Regions from separate parts of the Mus musculus genome. Here region 1 is linked to region 2. A link is a loop called in an ENCODE intact Hi-C map of the cell type or tissue named here. Cell type or tissue: left cerebral cortex. All regions are shown on one strand.

What was found. Peaks named below come from ENCODE experiments on the same cell type or tissue, not always from the same donor. Only the 100,000 strongest peaks of a DNase experiment are listed, where the experiment ranks them.
Region 1: it touches region 2 in a loop (2.1-fold over the local background); 3 of 42 quality-filtered maps call a loop at or near these places.

Annotation. Positions count from the first base shown.
Region 1 is chr9:59,272,687-59,280,686 of GRCm38, forward strand. No RefSeq gene overlaps it. Among named protein-coding and RNA genes, the nearest start is that of Adpgk, 15 kb to the right of the region's middle. In left cerebral cortex, a CTCF peak has its summit at 719 (motif pointing right); no DNase peak of the experiment used is centred here.
Region 2 is chr9:59,193,405-59,201,404 of GRCm38, forward strand. All of the region lies in intron 3 of Gm33053 (a long non-coding RNA gene), which reads right to left. Among named protein-coding and RNA genes, the nearest start is that of Gm33053, 38 kb to the right of the region's middle. In left cerebral cortex, no CTCF peak of the experiment used is centred here; DNase peaks (open chromatin) are centred at 4,317, 4,616, 5,326, 6,300 and 1 more place; H3K27ac peaks cover 1,375 bases.

The DNA.
Region 1 (8,000 bases), 79 kb after region 2:
TATTGTGGTGTGCTGTTTGTGTGTGGTATGTGTGTGTGTGTTGTGTTGTGTATGTGTGAAGTATGTGTATGGCTATGGTGTGTGTATATGTGTAGGGGTGTGTGATGTGTGTGTGTATGTGTGGTGTGGTATGGTGTGTATGTGTGATGTATGTGTATGGTTATGGTGTGTAATAATGTGTGATGTGTGTGTGTGTGTGTGGTGTGTGTTATGTGTGTGTTCAGGTACGTGTTGGTTTTGTACCTCTGGAGGCAAGAAGAAAACCTTAGCCGTTGTTCCTCAGGCACTGTGGTCCTTGATTTTTGAAATACAGGCTCTCATTACCTGAGCTGAGCTGATTGGCCAATGAAGCCCAGGAAACCCCACTGAGAAGTCTGCCTCCAACTTCTCAGCTCTGGGATTACAATGGGATCAAACTCAGATCCATGCTTGCAACCACTCCACTGACTGAGCTATACCCCCAGCCCAAGGTGTTTTAAAGTGTGAAGGGTAGTCCAGTCCCCTGCGTCGGTGCAGCCCCCTCATGGGGTGTTCTGCCTGCAGATCTCTGCTCCTCAAAGCTTGCTGCCTTCAGCCATGAAAAGCAAGGATTACTAGCTTTACATGAAATTCTTTTATGAAAAGATCACTTTTGATTATGTATATGGGAAGATGTATGGGCATGAGAGTGCAGATGCTTACAGAGGCCAGAAGGGGGCATCTGATCTGGAACTGGGGTTACAGGCAGCCATATGGGTTCTGAAAATCAGACTTGAGTCCCCTGCAAGAGCAGTACTAGCTCTTAACCACTAGGCAATCCTGTCTTTTTGTTTTGTTTTGTTTTGTTTTGTTTTGTTTTGTTTTGTTTTGTTTTGTTTTGTTGGTTCCCCCCACCTCTAAGACTAAGTTTCTCTGTGTAGCCATGGCTGTCCTGGCTGTCCTGGAACTCACTCTCTAGACCAGGCCTTGAACTCAGAGATCTGCCTGCCTCTACCTCCAAGTGTTAAGATTAACAGCATGTGAACCCACCATCTGGGATTTAAATGTATAGTTTATTTTTATTTTATGTTAATTGGTATTTTGCTTCTATGTATATCTGTTGGGTCCCCTAAAACTTGAGTTACAGACAAGAGCTGCCATGTGGGTGCTGGGAATTGAACCTAGGTCCCTTGGAAGAACAACAGCACTCTTTTTGTTTGTTTGTTTGGTTGGTTGGTCTTTCGAGACAGGGTTTCTCTGTATAGCCCTGGCTGTCCTAGAACTCACTCTGTAGACCAGGGTGGCCTCGAACTCAGAAATCTGCCTGCCTCTGCCTCCCAAGTGCTGGGATTAAAGGCATGTACCACCACTCCTCGAGCGACCAGCACTCTTAACTACTGAGCCATCCCTCCAGACCCTTATTCTCTCTCTCTCTCTCTCTCTCTCTCTCTCTCTCTCTCTCTCTCTCTCTCTCTCAGCAAAATCAGCCTCTAAGTTCTTGTTACATGACTATTCAATCAGGTATGGAGGAAATTTGAGAGAGAAATAAAAATACTGATACTTGTATAGATTTATTTTTTTTATTTTTGCTTTTCTAGCGATTTATTTCTTTTTCAACTTTTACAGAAGAATGGCTTTATTAGAGTGGGAAATTAAAGATCAGATGTTGCAGAACGCAAAGTTCAAGAAGCCTGTCTGTCGAAATCTCAACATGTCACAAACACAAGGACTCTGCGCGCTCAGCACCAGCATCTCAACAGACAACAGCCAGAACATCAACCCCCGTGGCAACATTGTTCAGGCCCCAGGGTAACAGAGCTCTCCAACCTTTGGCCCTGTGTCTCCCGAAGCAGAAGCCAATGCAGATGTGTCTGGATGTCACACAGGTTCCTGGGTTGCCTCTCTGCCAACACCAGAGGCAGAAGCCACTTCAGATTTCAGGAAGGGTTTGAGTGGCAGAGGCACTTAGGTAAGAAAAAGACAAATTAATTAACTTGTCAAATCCTGTTGCACAGATAGTGAGACTGCGGTGGTTTCTTCCGTAGTGCAACCCCATTTCCCAGTAGGGCCTCCTGACCATCTCATATTGGTCTTTCTGCTCCACTGCAGGAGGGGCTCACACATTAGCGTGGTATTGGCAGCTACTTATGGTGGCCAAGAACTTTCAGCCACAGTATCGCTTCCGTCTGTCTGTAGTGGGTAGCTAAGCTCCGGGCGGACTGCACTACCACCGCCTGCTTTCCTTGGATCCGGAGATGAAATACACACACACACACACACACACACACACACGAGATTATTTTTAATATGTTTCTTAGCTCAATGGCCAGATAATTCTAAGCCTCCTGCGGCTAACGTATCCTTACCTTCACTCCCAGCTCAACACCTCTAATTCTTCCATCGGCTTAGCTGCTCAGTTACCTTTAGCCCTAGCTCAACACCTTTAAATCTGCCCTCAGTTTAGTTGCGTTTCTAATCTCCCATCTGCTACCCCAGGCCCAGTCGGGGAAGCGGCCAATGGCGACACTATCAGAAATCTCACGTGACTAGTGGCTCTCTCTCCCTCCAAAGCATGGCAAATCCTCTTTCGTCCTCCTGTGTCTCTTAGCCTTCCTATGGGAACCTAGAAGTCCTGCCTCTTTCGTCCAGCCATTGGCCACTAAAGTGTTTATTAATCGATCAAGAACCAATTGGGGTCAGGACCTTCAGCATTCACACGCAAATTCCCGGTCAAAACCTCAGAACCACCTCCTACATCCATCGACCTTTGGATTTATTTCATATGAGGTCAGCTCTCTCTGTTACTACAAGATTCCTCATATTATCCAATATGTAATTGTCATTTAAAAGGTAGACATTTCTCCATTGAAATTAAAATAATGTGCAGTGTTTTCTGAATTGGTGATGATTTCTTTTAAAAAATGTTATTTGTATGTGTCTATGTGCATGCGCTATGGAGGCCAAAAGAGGGCGTCAGACTCCCTGGGGTTAGAGTTACAGCAGCTGTGAGTGTTCCAAAGTGATACTGGAAACTGAGTTTGGGCCTTCTGGCCGAGCAAGGAGCACTCCCAGCTCCCGAGACATCTTTCCAGACCTCGGTGACTATATCCTCTCAGCAACGTCACTAAAATATCCGACTAAGTTAAGCAGAATTTACAATTCAATTTCCAAATTTAAAGATTGTTTTACAATTTTGATGGCAATTCCTCGTATTACTAAAGCATTCTCTAGATCAAAAATAATTTTTAAAATTATCTTAAAATTACAGTGACTCAAAAAGGATGGACCAATTTCATATCACTGCCAAGAGAATATAAGTTGTGCAAAAATCTTGATTGTAACAACATAATTAGTAATTTTGCAATAAGGAAAGCAACAAAGTTAAATTCCATGAAAATATGTTACAAAGTGTGTGTGTGTGTGTGTGTGTGTGTGTGTGTGTGTGTATGGTGATGGTGGTGGTGGTGGTGGTGGTGGTGGTGTTAATTGAGCCAAGGGTATTCTGGGTAAGCACTCTATCAGAGAACTATATTCCAACCATAACTACACATGTCTCATGGTGGCATGTGCCTATAATCCGAGCACTTAGGAGACTAAGGTAAGAAGACTGCAGGCCAGCACCATCCTCAGCCCAGTCTTGGGCTATGTGGAACAGTCAACTCAGTGGAAGAGTGTATGCTTAGCACGCATAAGGACCTGGCTCAATCCCTAGAGCCATGGAAATAAAAAAGAAATAAAGGATCTTGTAGTACAAGCAATTGAAGTTTATCCCTGACTAGCTTACAAATAAATGAGGCTCAGACTATATTTTATTTGGCTTTGACAATTACTAGGGGTAAATCCCTAATCTAGTCTTCTAACTGCAGGCCTGGCTGCCTCCCCAGTGCTGTACCCCAGGTACTTGCTGTTTCTCCTGACTGTGTGCTCATCGTCCATCTCCCCCTGGCTTCCTCCTCTCCTCTCCTTTCTTCTCCCTTGTCTCTCTCCTCCAACCAGGTCACCCCAAACCCACCTACCTCTAATCCCTCCAGTAATTGGCTGTAGTCAGTTTTATCTAACCAATAGTATTACACTAAGAAACAAGGACTAGCCAGGCGTGGTGGTGCATGCCTTTAATCCCAGCACTCGGGAGGCAGAGGCAGGCGGATTTCTGAGTTTGAGGCCAGCCTGGTCTATAAAGTGAGTTCCAGGACAGCCAGGGCTATACAGAGAAACCCTGTCTCGATAAACCACCAAAAATAAATAAATTAATTAATTAAATAAATGAAAGAAAGAAAGAAAGAAAGAAAGAAAGAAAGAAAGAAAGAAAGAAAGAAAGGACTGCCCAACAGAAGCTTGTAAACAAAAGAAGTCACTCCTAGGCCTATACCTTCATGCTAGAATTTAGTATTGCAATACATAACAGCAGACCAAACCTCGACAAGATCTGCTTTTTGTCCTACGAATATGTTTTTTTTTTTTTGGTGTAGAATAGAACATTTTAATGTAGTTTAGTGGCTTGGTTATAGTTTCAAACATTTCCACATATGCTAGGTTGTCTTTTCCCGTAAGAGTCCTGTTGGGGCTACCTTCCTAGCAGAAGAGGGGTGTGGGTTTTAGAAATCATTCTTTGCTGTTGATTCTATGTCTCATCATGGAGATGCTTGCCTAGCTTGGCCTGGGAAAGCCAGACTAGGTGGGATAATAGATGTTCCCAAGAGCCACCTTTGTAACCTTCTTTTGTTGTTCTTCTTTCTTTGATCCTGAAGTGACAGGACCTGAGTGTTATTGAGAGGGGTTCCATACTAGAAAATCTCCCCGCCATGCCTACGCTGGTGTCAATGTCTTGGCTAAATCAAGGAGGGCAGGTTGCTACCCACTGTCCACTTCCGCCCCAGGAGAAGGACTTTGTGTGCTAAGAAACCTTGGGCCTCTTGCTTTGAGCTCTAAAGGAGAGCAGCTCTTCTTACTGCTTCTCTGCTCCTGGCATTTGCTTTGTTTCCACTGTGTGTGCACATGCAGAGGCACAGGCACACACCACGAACACATCAACAAACAGTGTTGGGATAGACACCCCCACCCACGGGCCCTTAGCTGCTTTCATTTTCCAGGCCTAGATTCCCAGGAGTGGAATTGCTAGGTCAAAAGGCATATGTATTTTTAATATTGATGGATTTTTCCGGATTGAATTCCAAAAATGCTATAATAATTTACATCTCCACCAGCAATGATTGAGAGCAGGGGGGTTTTCCCCACAACATGCAATCGCTGTAGAGCTCTTTTAATTTTGTCAGCCAGAAGGGTGCAAATGAGTATCTTTTATTACTTTAATTTGCATTCCCCTGCATTCTAATGAATGTGAGCATCTTTCCATACAGTTTGATTTTTTTCCCCTTCTGAACAACTTATTCATTGCCTGTTCTCGCTTTTGGATTTTTGTCTTTTTTTATTATTATCAATTTATAAGAGCTCTTTGCATATTGTAGTGATTAACCTTTGTCTATCATCTGCATTGCAAATCTATTTTCTAAATCTGTTTGTCTTTTGACTTTGCTTACAACATCTTGCCACAAAATGTATTAAAAATGCATACTTAAAGGCAAAAATATCTATCTTTTAGATCTGGGTTTCCAAACTTGGCTTGAGAAAGTCTTCTGTGCTTCCGATTATATGAAGTCCATGGGGCTGCAGAGATGGCTCAGTCAGTAAAAAGCTTGCTGTGCAGCACCCAGGCAATAAAAACTGGGTGTGGTGGCAACTGTTTGTAATCCCAGCAGAGTTGGACAGATACCCAGAGGTCATCGGCCTGCCAACCTAGCTAAAATGATGAGCTCTGTGCTCAGGCACAAGCAAATAGAGAGCAACCAAGAAAGATAGCCTCAAGCCTACACACACACACACATGCATGCACACATGCTCACACTAACATAATTATGTATATATAGAGACATACAAAAAATATTATATGAAGTCCAGTTTGTATTGCCGAAATGTTAATGAATCATAGCATACATATGAGAGATGAAGATTTGCTGATAGGTGAATTCTTATGAGGTAGGCACATTCAGTAGGCTAGGACCTAAATCAAGAAACCGAATCTCACACCCTTCCCCTCCAAGGCTCAGGGACAGTCAAGGAAGAAGAGGAGGAAAGATTGTTAAGAGTCAGAGGTCAAGGATGATTGCCGGTTTATAATGTCTTCTGGACCTGACAGCCATTGCACTCGTGAACTTACAGCATCCATGGTTGCTGATGCAAGACTGCACAAGATGAAGTCAGCCAGCACTCCAGCATTGAGGAGGAGGAGAGGAAGACATGAAGTAGGGAGGGGCACATGGGAGGCAGGTCTGAGAGGAGTTGGCGTCGGGAAACCTGGGGTGGATATGATCTAAATAAATTGTGTTCATATATTAAATTACTAAGAATAATTTTTGAAAGAAGGGAGGAGAATCTTACCAGCACACAACTCTCCTCCTATCTCCTTAAGCACTTCCCACCCCAGTGAACCTACATCCTGTGTGCAAACTAGCTCACATCTGAACTTTATCTAAACATCCTTGGTGCCTGCTTCCTTCCAGCTGTTTGAGTTCACCATCACGTCTGAGTCTCTTGCTGAACCTGGAGCTCACAGACTTTGCTAGGCATCCTCCTGTCTCTGATCTTCATTGCTAGGATTACGAGTACACACCATTGTGCCTGGCTTTTTGCGTGGGTGCCAGGATTCTGAACTTGGGCCCCCATGTTTGCACGGAAGGTACATCACTGACTGAGTCTCCACAGCACCCCTAGGGACGTATTTTCAGTGAGAACACTGTAGAGAGGACAATCTATGACAAAGCAAAGGTCTGAAGCATGAGCCAACATGCTGAATGAGGCCGCTCACACGGGTGTGGCTGAAGTTTACCAGCATACGGCAATTTAGTGTCACAAGAGGGCAGGTCGGGACAGACCTTGCCATTCCCACATTCCTGCCCAGGCCTGGGGCCACCATCGAATGGGCACAGCTGGGGAACGGATTCTCTCTGCTTCTGAAATTGTAATGCTCTGTGAAATTGTGACTTGGGAAAGTGTGACCATCAAAATGCCACTTGTAAGAGATAGAACATGTTGGCTGAGCACTCATGTTGGAAGTCCATCATATATTGGGTCATTTGGCCCTCATACTGGTCCGTGAGGTGGATACTGTTTGACTACAGATGAAATCATCAGACCAGGAGAAATCAAGGCCCTAATACACATCAAGTGGTCCAACTGCAACTAAAACCCAGATCCGCCTCCCTCCAGAGTCCCTGCTTTTTCTCTGTATATACTGGACGATGATTTGAACATCCAACCAGACACTTTACCAAGAATGGCATGTGAGACGGAGCGGATGCTTGTGATCATTGTATCAGCCCCTCACAATGGGCCCTCTGGTGTCTGTTTCCTCTTCCCATACAGACATACTGAGTGGTTGATTTCTTGGGAATTTGAGCTACACCTTAGGCAGCAATGACCATTTGAACTGAAAGAAAAGCAGAGTTGGGCCAGGGTGGCTGCTTTCACTCCAGGAACAAATAGAGCAGGCAGAAAAGGGAGCCGATTCCTGGGAGGTGCAGAGTGCGTGTGAAGAATGAGCAGGACTCTACTCCATCTTCTCCTAAGCTGCGCTCTTGATTACAGGAAGTCCAGTTATCGGCCTTCCTCCAATACAGAGAGATCACTGCATAGTCTACGCTCTCGTGAGTGGGCCAGTTTCTTACAGAAGAGAGACATGAACACATGAACATACTAGCACAAAGACACAGACAAGCTGGGGCAGCACATGGCCCCACGGTGGGTGATGAGAAACAAAGGAAATGCATACACCAAGAGAGCCTACCTCTGGGATCTGAGAACCCAGAGCATCTCTGGCAGCCCAGGGTCCTCCAGCCACAGCACGAGAGCTCTTCTGCAGAGAGCTCTCACCGAGGCAGTTTCTTTCTCACCAAAGAGAGCGTTTCAGCTGCTCGAGATAATTGTAGAAGAGCGTGCTGAAATTACCAGGTACCTTTTCTCACTATCTGATTGGCAAGGCTTTAATG
Region 2 (8,000 bases):
CAAAACCCACAGAATGTACAATACAGAGAGTGAATACTATCATAAGTCATGGTGTTAATTAATAATAATGGATCACTAACCGGAGCAAATGTACTACGCTAATACAAGTTATTAATAGTAGTGTAAATTGGGGTGAGGTGGAGGGGGAATGGATATTTGAGAGTAATTTCTACTTTCTGCTTGAGTTTTCTGTAGCTAAAACTATTCTCCCCAGCAAAACAAAAATTATTTTTAAGTTTAAATAATAATGGCAAATGGTGATTAAGCTGTCTTTGATTTTAGTTTGCTTAATTCTGTTGAACTGCCTGTATCCAGGGGCAGTCTGTACCTGAGGTGAAGCTGAACTCCAAAGGGCTACCCTGGGTGGGTTCCTGCAGTTCTCTTCAAGACACTACCCCAACCGAAAGCTGGCTTTACCATTTTCTGGCTGCATGTGTTGCCTGCTGTGTGGCTGTTGCCCCCAGAAAGCACATCCTTTGTGCTGTTGATACCTTGTTCAGAAAGCATTACTGCCCACGGGCTTATCTCTCCCCTTCCAGCAGCGGAGCTGAGCAAAGTGACATGGCTCCTCAGAATCAAGGAACAGGACACTCATTAGATGAAAGGGTACAGGGCTCTAAAGACCCAGAGTCTAGCACAGTACATTCTCCGGGATTTGGATCAGAAGAGACCTAAAGAAGTGGTTAGGGACCTGGGGAGACGACTCAGTCCATAACGCGCTTGTCTCGAAAGCTTGAGGATCTGAGTTTGACCCCTGGGAATCGCGCCAAGGAGCCAAGTGTGGACAGATGAGATGGCTCAGTGGGTAAAATACTTGCCGCCAAGCCTGATAACCTGAGTTTGATCGCCGGGAACCATAGAGCAGAGGGAAAGAATCAATTCCCATAGGTTTTCTTCTGACTCGATGTGTACAGTATGGTGCACACATCTCCCATATCTCACAGATAAACAAACACATATTTAAATAAATACTCAAATAATTTTTAGGGGTATAGGAGAAATATGTGTCTATATCTTACCATGAAATGGGTCATAAAAATGTCACACTCAGGGACTGGAGAGATGACTCAATGGCTAAGGGTGTTTGCTTCTGCACAACCATGGGAACATAAGTTCAGATCCCATATAACAATCTGGACACAGTCTCATCACACCTGTAACCCCCGGTGCTTTGGGGAGTGGAGACAGAAGGATTGCTAGGACTTAGTGCCCTCCAACCTAGGTGAGAAATGTGTGCTCTGGTTTCAGAGAGAGACCCTGCCTGAAGGAATAAATCAGAGATTGGTAAATGAAGACACTCCATGCCCTCCTGTGGCCTCTGCACACACACTCATAGATGTATGCATCTGTATACACAAACATCCATACACACAATAAGAAAATCATGTGTTCTCTCTTTCTCTATGAGTGTATGAGAAAGACAGACATAGAGAGACAGAAAGAGAAAGGGAGAGAAAGAGGAAAAAGAATTTGATTAAGAAAATGGGGTTGACATGTTAACGATAAACAAATCTGGGGCTGGAGAGATGGACTTGGTAAAGTGGGTGAGCTGTGAGGACTTGGGTATGGATCCTCAGCACCCATGTAAAGGCCATAGGGGACAGCATAGTAACCAAAGCATTACTGGGAGGGGAAGACAAGAAGAACCCAGGCTCACTGGCCAGCCAGTCCAGCTGAACTATCAAGTCCCAGGTTCAGTGAGAGAGCCTGTCTCAAAAAACAAGGTGAAGGACTAGAGAGATGTCTCAGTGCTTTCGCACATGCATTGTTCTTGCAGTTACCAGTACCCAAGGTGGGTGGTTTACAACCACCAATGACTCTAGCTCCAGGGGATCTAGCACCTTCTGCTGGACTCCACAGGCATCTGCACTCATGTGCACATACCTGCCCCAATACAGATACATGCATAGGTGACCATACACACATGCACACACACACCTACAACACATACATAATAAATAAATCTGTACATAATCAGAATCTCTTACTTTTTTTTACTTTTAAAGCTTTAAATTTATTGACAGAAAAAAATGCTTGAGAATTTGAGCAAACCATGCCTTTAATCCCAACACTCAGGAGGCAGAGGCAGGCAGATCTCTGAGTTTGAGGCCAGCCTGGTGTACAGAACAAGTTCCAGAACAACCAGGGCAACACAGAGAAACCCTGTCTCAAATAAATAAATAAATAAATAAGAAACCCTGTCTCAAGTAAATAAATAAATAAATAAATAAATAAGAAAGTGAGCATATTTCAACACCCCGTTTTTATATTAAGATCTAACAACTTATGGATCCTGTGGTACTGGCAACTACACTCAGGTCTTCTCTTGCTAGGCAAGCACTGTATGGCTGAGCTGCATCTCTGGTCCCCCTGTCTTAATTGTAAACCAGTACTAGGCTGAGAGTACATCGGAGCACTTCCTCAGAGACACCCTCCGCTCAGTCTACAGCATGACAAAACACCAAGTAGTTTATCTACTTAAAACTATATCACCAATGTCATCGAAAAATCACAATGGACAATTCACCATCCGCTGAACATGGTATCTGGGGAAGATAGATAGACCACAGGTTCTACAGAGATGGGTCACGTTAAGGCATGAGGTTTTATTTTTTCCCCTTTCTTTTATTTTTGTTTTGTTTTCACTTTTTTTGTTTTTTAAGACAGGGTTGGCCCTGGCTGTACTAGAATTTGCCCAGCAAACCAGGCTGTCCTTGAACTTAGAGATCTGTCTGCCTCTGCCTCCCGAGGGCTTGTGTTTAGGGCACGTGCCACCATTGCCCATCTCCACATCACTCTTTACTTATTTACTTACTGTATGTGTTTAGGCACAGGCATATCACTTGTGAACACATGAAGGTAATCAAGTCTCACTTTCTACCACGTGGGTCCCCAGGATCAAGCTTTGTTTCAGGCTTGGTGGCAAGCATCTCTACCCACTGAGCCATTTCACAGATCCCCCAACCCCCATATCTTTACATTGCTTTCACCTAGGGTCTGTTATAACTCACAATGCTTACAGCTCAGCACGTGCTTTGTCCTCCATTATTTTTACAAGAAATATAGTTACAAAATTATAGAGCATTATTCCTACAAGGAGATATGCAAAACTGAAGTTGGTTTTTTGCTTTAAATTTAAAAACACACATGTATTTTCCAAACTTTCTCTAATCAGAATATATTGCACTTATTACCAAAATAGATGCAATTTTAAAAATCAGCCCATATAATTTTGTATGTATCATATGATCACAATCATGAGAAATTATAGACAACAAAAGAATAAAAAGAGATGTACTTTAAAAAGCAGCCATGGCTGGTGTGAAAACCTGCTGGTTTTCTCTTCTGTCAACTGCTCCTCTGTTGTCCTAATTACTGCTGTAATGCTTAAAACGGTTGTTTTTCCTTTTTTTTTTTTAAACCAACCAGAGAGCTGCAGGTTATTTTTAAAATGAGGTCCTCACCTCCCTCCATGCACTTAAATTAATCTCAACGGTTTTAGCGAGTTATATTTTCAAATGATAGTAACTTAAGAGGTATTAATCAAATTTATATTAAATAATAGACCCCTTAAAGGGGTGATTTTCTACACCTCGGATACTAAGAGAAATCGCAAATAGAAGACGTGCTGCGTAAAAATTCTGTAATGTCATTAAGTCGGAGCAGTATCTTGCATCCCAAGGATGGAACTCTACAGTTTGAAAGAAGTTGTGATCTAAGATGCTTTAATTTAGTCCATTTGACACACCCCGTCAGGGTGCTCGCCTCAGGTTGGGGGTGGAGAGTGGAGGGGTAGGAGTGGGGAGTGGAGGGGTGGGGATGGGGGGTGGAAGGGTGAGGGTGGGGAGTGGAGGGGGTGGAGGCGTAGGGGGGTGGTGTCTAGCCATTCCCTTCCTTTCTTTGTACTCCTATAAGACAACCTGAGAGGTCCTGATACAGCGAGCACTCCAGACACGGACAGACCGACAGACTGTGGTTACAACTCTACCGCTCTCTGATCTGTCTCTTAGCTTCCTGGCTGTCTTAATGATGAAAGCTGAGGCCGGGGATGTAGCTCGGTGGCTGAGTACTTTCCTAAGCATGTGCAAGGCTCTGAGTTCAATCCTCAGCACTAAAAATTTAAAAACCTAACAGACGGATGAAAGCCGTTGAAAGCCACTACTCCTCCTTCCGTTACCCCACTTCCTGGCAGAAGGCAGGAGGTAGCTCTTCCTAGCTTGGCCCAGGCCTCCTACAGAAGAGCCAGCGCAGCCGCCTCCTCTCTCCAGGATGGCATCTTTGTCTGGGATCACTGTTGGTCTCCAGCAGCGAGGCCGGCCATCTGCTGATGCCTACCACCAGCTGCTGTCTCGTCTTCACTTTCTGTCTCCCTTGAGAATCCCAACTTGCAGGCATGTGGGATTCTCTCCTGAACTAGCTTAGCCTGGATTCTTATCTTCCCGGACGGGCGCTTTCAGAATGTCCTCTCTTCACTTAGCCTCGCCTACATTCCCCTTGAGGACAGATCTGTCGCCTTCCCCTGAGGGAGTCCCCTCTGGTCATATACACCAACCGGAGACCCTAGGAAAGGAAGTCCATCTAGAAAAGTGTTTGAGTGAACTCACAGGAGACCTGCAGCTTCAAGTAGGAGGAAACTAGATCCTGGCCCAGAGTCCCACGGGACTTCGTTTCAGTTCCCCATATGGAGTCCCAAACCTGTGACTCGTGCTCCAGGTTGAAATTTTCCTTTGGTATCATTTCATGGGGAAAGAACAACCACCAAAAACCATAAAAAGAGCATGATTATTTAAATTAGCTCTTTTCCATCTGGATGCTTCCCCCAGTGTCTCCCCCATTTTAAAAGCAGGCAAGTCTAGCAGGGTTTGGGATCCATACTGTCTCCTTTCAGACTGTCTTCTGTGGTGGCGGCTGAACATGGGTGTTTCTCCCTTCAAACCCTGGATTCCCCTGCCTCCTGGGAAGAAAATAAGCTGCTCAGCCCCTGCCCTGTCCCCTCCCCTTCTCAGCCTGCTCCTGGAGCCTCAGCATCTGCCAGATCCAACTCCATTAGGTTAGGGCACAAATCGAAAGGGGTAAGCAAGGTTGCTGTCCAGCCCAGCACTGTCACAGTAATTAATGGTCCTTGGATCAGTGCTAAATCAGTGGAAGAAAGAAACTTCTGCCCAGGCAGTAGAGCTCCATATCCCTGGTGTCTCTGTTTCCTGTACTCCTGCAGGATCCATCAATTCATAGTTCAGGCCACCCAGGACACGTGGAACACATGAGCCCAGCTGGAATGCTGCTTAGAGCACCAACGTTACTCCCACAATTCATTTCTCTTCTCCCTCACTTAAAAAAGAAACCAGAGACGTGGGTGGGTGGGGTTCTTGAGCAAGTAATGCGTCAGGGAGTGCTCTGTAGAAAGAAGCAGAACTCTTAGAGAGGGTATGAGGAGAATTCTAGCTACCACCTGATCCTTCATGAAGCCCTAAACATAGTGTATCACTGAGCTCATGCAGCTGAGAGACAAGAGGACTGGGCTGGTGGACCGTCTTCCTGGCAGCCATTGACACAATGCCTGCATCTACAGTGTGAACTTACAATGTCCTACACCTGAAGCTTCCATCAGCCAAGGGCAAGTGTCTAGAAAGAGGACAGGACTGGACTGCCAGCAGCCAAGTCCCTCAGCACTGGGGAGATGGGGCTCTGACCTGGGAAAGGCATCTGGATAAAAGATCGGCAACTTCAGAACATCGTCCTTGATTTTTCTCAGCCATATGTATTTTCTTTCCTTTCAAAATTTTTATTTATTTTTATATTGCACTTGTTTGTGTAGAGTGTCTGTGTGCACATGGGTACATGTGTGTGTAAAAACGTGCCGTGGCATGTGTGTTGAGGTCAGAGGACAGTGTATGGGAGTTGGTTCCCTCTTTGCGCTGTGTGAGTCTTGAGGTCTCACTCAGGTTGCTAAGCTTGGTGGCAAGCACTTTACCCACGGAGCCATCTCGACACTTTACCCACGGAGCCATCTCAACAGCCCGGAGTGCCTCTTTGATGTGTCTGTCACTAACCCACTTTCACTTTTTACAACTCCTTCACTGTTGAACATGACCACAGCAAACTAAAAAGTCTTGATCAGCAATACTCAATCCTCAAGTCCCTGGCTTCTACAGTCTTTGGGATTTTTTTTTCTTTTTAATCAAGGAGTTTTAGCCCCTTCTGGGGCTGTCTCTCCATTTTCTTGAGGAGGAAACCGAGGCAGACAAAGATTTATCTGTATAGCATGTTCTCTAACCGAGTGAGCCAAGACCACGTGACTTTGAGGTAAAAGCAGCCTGCCATACATTCACTTCTGCTTCTGCGACGGTGGAAGGACTTTTTGTTCAGTCTTTCGAATTAATCATTATAAAAAAAGGATTATTAAATTCAACGCTTGCAAAGAAAGCTTCGTGGCAGGAGTAATATTCCATCCTGTGTTTGATGTCTGCGATAAGGACATGGAGTTAAGCCAGATATAGAACCTACTTAAAATCTTACGGAGTTTTAAAACCAAACTTGAACCTTCTGGAGTTGATTTATTTATTCTTGGCAACTCGCAGCTTCCTGATTCTTGGAAAGTTGCTGGCTCATTTAGAAGGAAAACTCATGAGACTCCTTGTGCACCGAGTAGCTCTTACAAAACGGTCTTTTGATGTGTAAAGTGTAAATGAATAAGAAGCAGAAGACGGACGTTCTGAAGCACACATGGATGCAATCACGGAGAGAACACTTCTCAGGGCAAAATGCAAACGTTTCCTACGCCTTAAACACCGAGGGAATTGTTCTGCAGTCACCAAACCCCAACTGTCTGAGGTGCCCTTTAACCATGGGAGCAACTTAGGTTCATGCCAGAGAACATCAAGGGGTCTGTGGTCAGGTTACACCCTTCTGTACTGTCTCCCAAGCAGTCCTCCTGCTGTGTGCTCCACCGATAAAGATTAGTTCTTCTTCCTGATTAAAACATGTCAGAATTATTCACTAAGGATTTCAAGAATTCTGTGTATGCATGTGCACATGCCTCTGTGTGTGTGTGTGTGTGTGTGTGTATTATGTATGAGTGAGCTTGTGGGGGGAAGGTGTGGGCTGTCAGGGACACAGTGGTTGTGTCCACTGTCTTCCTTCATCACTCTCAACTTTTTCTGAGGCAGGGTCTCGGTGACTCAGGAGCTCACTGGTTCAGCAAGACTAGCCAGGATGCTCTTGTCTCTATCCACTATAGTACAGTGCCCTACTTTTATGAAGGTGTTGGGGATCCAAACTATGGTCCTCATACAGACCTTACAACCACCACAGGACAACAGGATGGCTGCTTTTCTGTACTGAAAGGCTGAACACTCTGAAGCCTCATTACCACTGGGAAGGAAAGGTCTCCTCACATGAGCTCATTTCTTGTGGTGGTTTGAATATGCTTGGCCCATGGGGTGTGGTTTTGTTGGAGGGAGTATGCCACTGTGCAGGTGGGCTGTGAGGTCCCTATTCTCAGACTCTGCCCAGTGCGGAAGAGACCGTCCTCCTGGTTGCCTTTGGATCAAGATATAGAAAACTCTTGGTTCCTCCTGCACCATGTCTGCCTGCATCCTGCCATGCTTCCCACCATGATGATAATGGACTGAACCTCTGAAACTGTAAGCCAGCCCCAATTAAATGTTTGCCTTGTGAGGGTCGCCTTGGTCGTGGTGGCCCTTCACAGCAAACCCAAACTTCTATCTTTTGACACAGATAAAAGCTTATTCTGCTTATTATCTGTTGCCAGTGACAAAGACGGTCAGCTGATCTCTGCTCGAGCCCAAGTTCCCTCACTAACACCCTTACCGGTTCTTCTGAGGGGCGTGTGGGTGAGGGTGGCCACCTCATATAGTAGTTGCTTTATCTGTGGAAGGAATAGGCACGTAGTAAGCAATTGTCTAACACCTGAAACCTCAGCTTGGGTTGTTCTGGGCAACTGGTTCCTGGTTTTCCACCTAGATTGCTCATCTTAGTGG